Linked DNA regions of Homo sapiens: regions 1 and 2 are each linked to region 3. The links are chromatin contacts, found by Hi-C or POLR2A ChIA-PET in ENCODE. All regions are on one chromosome and are shown on one strand. Each heading gives the region's core, a stretch centred on a gene start or an enhancer-like site at or near the end of the contact. The rest is flanking DNA. Distances are from core to core; before and after follow the strand shown.

Region 1 (2,700 bases), core at 30-2,529, 110 kb before region 3:
GGGATGTCACAAAAAAAAAAAAAATTATTTGCATTGAGGAGTCTGCCTTCTGCCTTGAACAGATGGATACTGGCTGCAAACAGCTAAGAAGAACAGCAGCATCTTTTTTGGAGAGTTGGTGTTCAGGGCTGATTTTTAGCTTCAGTTTTGTACCTGAAGAGCAGTCAGATTTCTGTAGGGAAGATTTCCTAATTACAGTGTTTTTGGGGGGCCAGATGAGTTGTATAAAAAGACACCTTCACCATTTCTCCCAGCGTCTCCACATGGTGCTTCAGATTGCTTCAAATGAAACTTTAGTTGAACAGCATTTTTGAGGGAAAAGAAAGGAAATTCTCATTGATTTGGCCCTGTACTGTGTCTTTGGCACTAAATTTGGTGTTATACATATATTATTGAGTCTTCAAGGTAGGTGTTATTCTTTTATTTTTACAGATAAGAAAATGAAGGCCTAGTGAAGTTAAATAACTTGCCAAAAATCACCCAGCTAGTCGGCAGTAGATAACTGAATGCAGGCCTGACACAGAGTCCACACTCCTTTATACTACTCTTACTTCCTTTAGCTGTAACTTTAGCAAGACAGCATTAGTATTGGACCATGGGTAAAAACTATGTGGTTATGAGCTAAAGGAGATTAATTTAAGCATAAGTGAAACTTCAGTTTTATCTTGTGGACATGTTTTAAATATGCTTCTGAATCATCTTGTGTTTACCTTTTGCTGGTAGACTTCTGCTCTCAATTACAGACAGGGCCAGCTGAAGCCTCTGCCCCACTCGGTGCCTCTGAAAATACATACCTTGATCCCTGCTGTTGACCACTAAACTGCTAACATTCTTTCTCCCAGCTCCCACTCTCTGCCTGAGCTCTCCAGTGGAGTTCTGGTGTGAAGAGGCTTGTTGTGCTTTCCTCTACTTATCCTGTTTTCTCTGCATGTCCTGGTAGATAGAAGTCTTAGTGTCATCTGAAGTTGAAGCTCAGTGCTGTATTACAAATTTCTAATGCAGCTTCTCTTATCCCCATGTCTGACAATAAGCCTTTAACAGAAGACTTTTGGGTAATAATTTAGAACTTCTTCCTGTAGTAAAACCACAATAATTCCTCCATCTCTGTGGTAGGAGGAGTTGATGGCACAGTGTGTCATATGCCTGTTCCTCATTCGTGTGTATGCCGGCATCGTCCTGGTGCTGGAGTGAAAGGCACAGCTGCCCTGTAAATCAGGAGCTGTGCGTGATTGGCCAGGGCTGGTCTGCTGGGATATGGTTCTGGCAGGAAGCCAGGGGGACTTCCCCACCCCAGCATGGCCTTGGACCCAAGCCAGAAATAGCAGCTGGGAGCCGAGAACTTGTTGAAAGGTGCTTAGACAGGGCACAGAAGCCCAACAAAGGGCTTAGAGGAGAAAGGAAAATGTAGAGTGGCCTGGAAACAGGTGCAGAGCTTAGCCAAGGCCAGGTGTGCTGTGGATGCTGCCTGCACCCTCCTAGTCTCACCTTTCCTGTGGTAGCAGGTGCAGCCCAGTCCAGTTTATGAAGAATCTTATTTGGGGTTGGCACAATCAAAAGGCCAGCACCTGCCAGTCGTTGGCATCCGAAGGCCTTTGATGTTTTTGCCCATGGGCGATGCTCCTTTGCCTTTAGGCAACTGACTTAACCTAGTTGTGGAAGGCAGTTTAGTGTGTATATAGGCAGGGAAGCTAACCACAGAGACTAAACTCTTGCAACATGGTTGGCTCAGGTGGGTGAAATACCTGTAGCTGCACTCTTTGCTACCTTCAGTCTCATCTTCATTCAAAAGTGTCTGCCAGGGAGTGTTTCTTGAATACCCTCTAGATCAGGTTTTTAAAAGAAGTTGCTCAACTACATCAATTCTAAGACTTCTTTCTGGTTCGCAGATTCTGCGGCTTATTGGTTGATATGATTCTGTTCCCAGCCCATGCTTTCAGAGCATTTCATGAGTCCCAGGCCGCTGAGGGAATATATGCAAACCCGAGACTAGTATCTGCTCCTAAAGAAAGCTGTGAATTCTCTTGCCACAGATCGCCATCATTGTAAGATGATATGGAACTTAGAATAGGCACTTACTTAAAGCTGTTAGTTTATTTCTTCTTACGATGTGCTGTCTTTGTGTTGTAGCTCACACAATGGTCACTTGAGCTGTTAACTCTATTCTGGTTTTCTGGCTGATCTGGAAGATCCTGCACCCATGTATCCAGATTATGTAGCTAGTCTTACTAGCTGCAGAGCAGTTAAACCTCTAGGTCTTTCTTGGATTGTGGTTCATGTTTAGTTAGAATTAACAGCATGGTCAGAATGTTTACTCCTTTGGCTCTGTGTATTTCCCTGGAGGATTTCAGAGTCCTGGCTGCAGAATAGATTGGGTTTGAGGCTGACCTCTCACAACCTTTCTTTGTCATCATTAGGACCTGGTCCCATTGTCCCCCCTGTCTATGGCTTAGAGGTATCTGATGTCTCGAAGTGGGAAGAGTCTGTTCTTGAACCTGCTCTTGAAATCGTGCAAAGTTTCATCCAGGTAATTATGAATCATGATACATTCTATTTTCTGGTTTTCAGAGCACTTTCATTAGCTGACACCTTTGTTGCTATATTGAAGAACCAGGCCTTCTTTTCCATAGAATAAAGCAGAAGGGCTGGCTGCTTTTTAATACCTGGAGACTGCTTTTCTACTTTTACATTCAGAAAGGTTGT
Region 2 (2,700 bases), core at 104-2,603, 79 kb before region 3:
CAGCTTGCTGCAACTCTTTCATTCAAATAGCAACTGGCCCTGGAGCTCCAGGCCAACATCAAGCCTTGCTCCACCCCTGCGCTTTAGGGACTGTTGCCATCAGGGCACTGCCAACCTATGTGGTGCTCATGATGACTCAGAAATAAGAACCTGTTTCCTCTAGGCTGATACAGCCCTGCTCCAGCCCCCAGCAGTGCCAAGTGGAGCAGGGTGTGGACTGGCCTTCAACCCCGCTCACCTCTCCTCTATATGGTCTTGTGCAGACCCATCCTGCACTGTCTTATGCAGGTGCAATGCCTGTTAGGATAATCCCAAACATGACCCTGGGCCCCTGATCCCCAGGCCAAACCCCACCCCCTGACCTGGATATTCCCTGGGCTGACAAAAGGAGTTCGGCCAGGGAAGGCTCCTCTTCACTGGCCCAAACCAGCTTCAGACAGCGGGGCAAGGATGTAGGAGCCTTCTTCCCAGCAGAACCCCCGGCCCTGGAGTGGCCCCAGATGAGGCAGCTCCCATCTGTGTGGGTAGCCCTGAGGCTATCCTGAGGGCAGGATGCTGTGCAGGGGAGGAACGGACCTCCATTATGTGATTCTGGGTGGAAGGTAAACAAACCCTGGTTAGGCAGAGGTGGCACAAGCCCACAGCCTTGGGCTCAGCCTTCTGTCTCCCGAGCTCACTGCTCAGTGCCCAGTCCCAGGAAGCCCACAGGCTCTAGGCCTAGCCTGCCTCAATTTCCATTTGTTCCGCCCCCTCATGCACCTCAGGGCCCAGGGTGGCACCAGTGCCCACCACAGAACCAGGCTCAGAGCACATGTGGCACAAATGCTCATGGGATGAATGACGGACTAAAAGAATCATCCAGGCTGGGTGGGCATGGTGGCTCACGCCTGTAATCCCAGCACTTTGGGAGGCCAAGGCAGGAGGACTTGAGTCCAGGAGTTCAAGACCAGCCTGGGCAACATAGCAAGACCCTATCTCTACAAAAAAATTAAAAATCAGCCAGGTGTGGTGGTGCATGCTTGTAGTCCAGATACTTGGGAAGCTGAGCCCAAGAGGTCAAGTCTGCAGGGAGCCATGATTGCACCACCGCACTCCAGCTTGGGCGACAGAGCAAGACCCTGTCTATAAAAAAGAATCATCCAAAGGAAGAGGGCGCTCCTGAGGCAGGTGTGGGCATGGGCACCGTAGCCCGTAGCCGCAGCTCCTCCACTCCTGGCTTGGGCCTCTAAGCCTCACTTCCTCTCCCGTAGAACACTCATGAGACACACCTGCCTCGTGTGGGCCTGGGCAGCTTGCTGTTACTAATAAAACAGCAGCAACACAGGACAGCTTCACTTCCTGAAACTCCCTCTGTCACGTGCTTTGCATGAATCCTCACACCGTCTCACCAGGGGCGCTCTCCCAGTTTCACCAGTGACTTGGTGACAACCAGCATCGCTCACGAAGCGTCAGCCGTATCCTTTCTGTGTGCAGTGGGGTGTGGGTTGTGTGGAGCCGCGGTGTCTGTGGAATTCACAGGCTGGGGCCGGAATCCATGGCCCCCGTCGCCGCTGCCACCCCCCAGGTGCTGGGGTGACCTGATCCAGGGTTGGGGTCTAAGCTGCTGGGGGGTTGGAGTCTTGGGCTCTGGCCCACGTCCGCCTCTGATTGGTTCTACCACCTGAGCTGGTCACTGTCCCTCCATGGGCCTCAGCTTACCCTATGGTAAAGTGAGAACTAGGGGGTCAGACTCCTTGATCACCAAGATCTCTGACCACAGCCAAGGCTAAGGGAAGCGCAGGAAAACGTGGGTCCCGTTCAAATTCCCGGCCTCTCTCTGCCCCCTGGTGGACACAAACAGCCTAGCATCTCGGGGGAGATGACGGTGGGAACCAAGTGGTTCCCAGGGACTTGAGGACTGGCTTGTGACCTCTGCTAAGACTCTCACCGCTGAGTCACAGTCCCCATCTGTTAGATGGGGGTGACAATAGAACCAACACTATTAGGATGTTTTGAGGATTAAGTGCTGTGACAAATGGGAAACACTTGCTACTGAGCCACGCACATACAAAGTGTCCAATAAATGTTAGTCATCACTCTCACCCCGCCTTCTCCCTAACCTCTATATCCCATCAGTCACCAAGTGCTGCTGCTTCTTGCCCCTCTCGCACCCCCTGCATCCCTAGATGACGTCACATCATCTCCCTCCTGGATTCCTCCAAGGTTCACCACCTTCTCCCCAACCCCTCCAGCCATCCTGTGCCCCCACTCAGGGACCTCAGCTGTCCACTCCACAAGCCCAGACCTGAAAATGCCCCACTGTAGTCAGTTGTCCAAGTGCTTCAGCCCTGTCCTCAGGGACCCTGCCCCACCCCCATTCAGCCTTGGTCACCCTGAGCCTTTCTGTTCCCTGTATTCTGACCACACTCAGCTCCCAGCACCCTCTACTCAGGCCCAGTGCCTGCCTCCCAGGCAAGTCCAATTAAGGGATGCCTGATTAGTCTTTGCTTCCTTCCTCCTCCCCTAGCTCTGCAGGAGCCCAGAACCTCCCTAGGCCTCAGTTTCCTTATCTGCCAAATTGGACTGCAGGAGGATGAAAAGAGAGAATATGCTGAAGTACCTAGCCTAGAGTAGCCACTCCACAGAGGCAGGTGCCTGCAGCTGGGATGGAGGGTTCAGCTCTGTCACAGCATATTAGGAAATCATAACCTGCCATTTAGA
Region 3 (2,745 bases), core at 11-2,510:
TGAGCCACTGATCTCCATACTCTTGCAGAAGTCCTTGCAGCCCAGTTAGCATGCTAGCCAGGGGACAGGACCCTTCCATTCAGTTCTTTGGGTAAACAAACATCCCCCTCTCATCTCTGCCCACCCATACTTATGAAAAATATTCCTCTCTTCGCCCTTCTTTCAGACTCTCATCTAGTCCTGGGATTACTGCAATAGCTTCACAACTGACCTCCCTGCCTCCATTCCATCAACTCCACAAAGCCAACTAGAATGATCTTAGGAAAATGCAAATTTGAACCCGTAACTTTTCGCTTACACTCCTTCAAAGGCTTCCCACTGTCCTCAGGATAAAGTGCAAACTCCTTAGCAGTACCCACCTCTCCAGCTTTTTTGCTTTGCTTCCTAATTTCCTGGGTCTCCCGAATAATGACCCACTTGCCCCCAAGTGTCAGGCTATTTCACACCTTTGCGACTCCCTTGCAGTGAACGGCCTTGCCTCTGCTTCGGTTACGTAGCTAACTCCTGCTCATCAGCTCTGGCATCGCCGCATCCAGAATTTGCCCTCGCTTCTCCAGATGGATGGGTCATTTGTCCCGCAGCCAGGCCCATATTATCATGATCCATCCTCACTACAGCGCTTATCAAAAGTGTGCTACTGAGGTAATTCCACTTTTTTTCTGGCTAGTCTGGGAACTCCTTCCTTTATGGCAGGGGCTGGGGCTGAGCCGTCGCTGCACTGAATGTTTGTAAAACAAATGAACGAGAGGATCCGAAGGGCCATAATACTCCTTTACCGCTCCTCGGGGCCCGCTGGAGCTCAGCGGGCTAGGAAGTCAGAATAATCATTCCGTCTCGGGTTCACGCACCTGAGGTGTGTGGCAAGGCTGTTCACTGCAAGGGAGTCGCAAAAGCAGAGGCCCAAAGGTGTGAAATAACCTGAACCTTGGGGGCAAGTGGGTCATTTTTCGGGAGACCCAGCGAATCGGGAAGCAAAGCAAAGAAGCTGGAGAAGTGCGTACTGCTAAGAAGTCTGCACTTTTTCCTGAGGACAGTGGGAAACCTTGGAAGGAGTTTAAGCACAGCCAGAGCTATCGCCAGCACTACCGCCAGAGACCCGGCCTTGACAGCAGCTCGCCGTCCTCCTGGTTCAGAGATGCGTCCCACCCCACGCCCCGACCCTTGGGGGTCGCGTTCACTCAGACTCCGCCTAGCAACCCCTCCTGCTCACCCACGTACAAGACGCGCTTGGTGGTGGCCATCTTGCTCGCGCGCTTTTCCGCCGGAAGCCAGCACTCGACCCGTCCTCTTCCCCACTGTCCCGCCCCGCCCCCAACGCTTAGCTCTTAGACCCCGCCCACCCTCGCGTTGGTCCAACCGGCATCCCGCTACCCGGATGCACTGGGCGCCTTGTGAGGTGCGCAGTGGTAAACCAAGGGACGTGGTCCTCGCGCTTCCCAGTGCGCACCGTGTTGGGGGAGGGAAACCTTGGCCGAATCAACCCGATTATTATGGGCAAACGATAAACTCTGGTGCTTGGCCATCCTGCGCGTCTGTTTTTGGACAACCTGGGAGCTAAGAATGAATTTTACCTTTTGAAATAGTTGGAAAAAATAAAAAAACTATATTTTCTTGGCCGGGCGTGGTGGCTCATGCCTGTAGCCCCAGCACTTTGGGAGGCTGAGGCGGGCGGATCACCTGAGGTCAGGAGTTCGAGAGCAGCCTGGCCAACATGGTGAAACCCCGTCTCTACTAAAAATGCAAAAATTAGCCAGGCGTGGTAGCGGGCGCCTGTAATCGCAGCTACTCAGGAGGCTGAGGCTGGAGAATCGCTTGAACCCAGGTAGCGGAGGTTGCAGTGAGCAGAGATCGCGCCGTTGCACTCCAGCCAGGGTGACGAGAGCGACACACCATCTCACAAAATATATATGTATATTTTCTTAGCACATGAAAATTATGTGAAATTAAAATTTCAGTGTCCGTAAAGAAAGCTTTATGGGGACACAGCCACGCTCATTCCTTTAAGTATGACTGTGGCTGCTTTCCTACTACAAGGGCAGAAGAGCTATAGCCTGCAAAGCCTACAATAATATTTACAATCTGGCTCTTCAGAAAGAACGTTTGTCTACTCGTGTTAGGTTTTGAAAAGAAGGCAAGGGTTAAAGAAAGACACACACACACACACACACACACACAGAAAGAGGGCGGCTCGACAGCAAACGCAGGCTTTATGTCCAGCATAATAACCTACAGAAGTGGGGAACCAGCCTAATGCCAGTGCCCACCACTGCTTACAGACTGGGCAATTTATAGGTATGGGCGGTAGGGGTCTGGGCAGTATGGGTTGCTGCCTAGCAGGATATTGATATAAAGATGTTCTCATGATGAGGCGGTTTGGCCCTTGTTCCAGTGGGATGTCATCATGGTGTCCCTTGGACCTTTGCCCAGGAAGATATGAGAGGGATGTTTCTTTAGTTGGGCCTTTGTCTGCCTTGTGGTCGGGTGGTTAGGCAGGATGTTTCTCACAGCCCAAACCCCTGTGAAATGTTTCACTTTGACCAAGGTCTGCAGAATAGCAGGGAGCTTACAAAATGGTGCAGTTTAGAGTAACATCTTGGACTAAACCCACTAATATATAAATTACAGGTTGACATAGTGGTAGGAAATAATGGGACCATCTATTTTATATGGAGCAGGGGGTTAAGACCTTCCTGAGGTGACATTTAAGCTGAATTCTGAAGGAAAAGGAGCCAGAGAGAGGAGGAG

Evidence for each region. Hi-C counts contacts between places; a loop is a spot of excess contacts on that map. ChIA-PET counts read pairs that join two places held with the same protein, here RNA polymerase II (POLR2A). Pooled maps may share reads with other maps.
Region 1: a loop to region 3 is called in a pooled map, with 2.2 times the contacts of the local background. The contact joins the enhancer-like site here to the promoter of PPIE in region 3. A Hi-C loop is called at or near these places in 1 of 168 maps with a recorded cell type or tissue (kidney) and 3 of 50 pooled maps. POLR2A ChIA-PET finds 5 or more read pairs at or near these places in 2 of 52 experiments (BJ and CD4-positive, alpha-beta T cell).
Region 2: a pooled map shows a loop between it and region 3 (8-fold over the local background). The contact joins the promoter of LINC02811 here to the promoter of PPIE in region 3. A Hi-C loop is called at or near these places in 2 of 168 maps with a recorded cell type or tissue (MCF 10A and astrocyte of the cerebellum) and 7 of 50 pooled maps. POLR2A ChIA-PET finds 5 or more read pairs at or near these places in 8 of 52 experiments (A549, A673, Caco-2 and 5 more).

What each region holds. Positions count from the first base shown.
Region 1 is chr1:39,844,355-39,847,054 of GRCh38, reverse strand. TRIT1 (tRNA isopentenyltransferase 1) reads left to right here. Exons shown (of 11, transcript NM_017646.6): 9 at 2,415-2,524. Among named protein-coding and RNA genes, the nearest start is that of LINC02811, 28 kb to the right of the region's middle. RefSeq lists enhancers at 465-554, 1,025-1,074. Within about 2 kb of position 1,279, at least 20 of the 41 ENCODE cell types and tissues checked have a DNase peak (open chromatin) inside an H3K27ac peak, as active enhancers do; they include CD4-positive, alpha-beta T cell, where a contact is called at or near this core.
Region 2 is chr1:39,816,113-39,818,812 of GRCh38, reverse strand. It overlaps LINC02811 (long intergenic non-protein coding RNA 2811), which reads left to right and starts at 1,353. Exons shown (of 4, transcript NR_186710.1): 1 at 1,353-1,564. RefSeq lists enhancers at 1,057-1,226, 1,075-2,070.
Region 3 is chr1:39,737,397-39,740,141 of GRCh38, reverse strand. It overlaps PPIE (peptidylprolyl isomerase E), which reads right to left and starts at 1,260. Exons shown (of 10, transcript NM_006112.4): 1 at 1,211-1,260. The coding sequence starts at 1,241. RefSeq lists an enhancer at 1,003-1,212.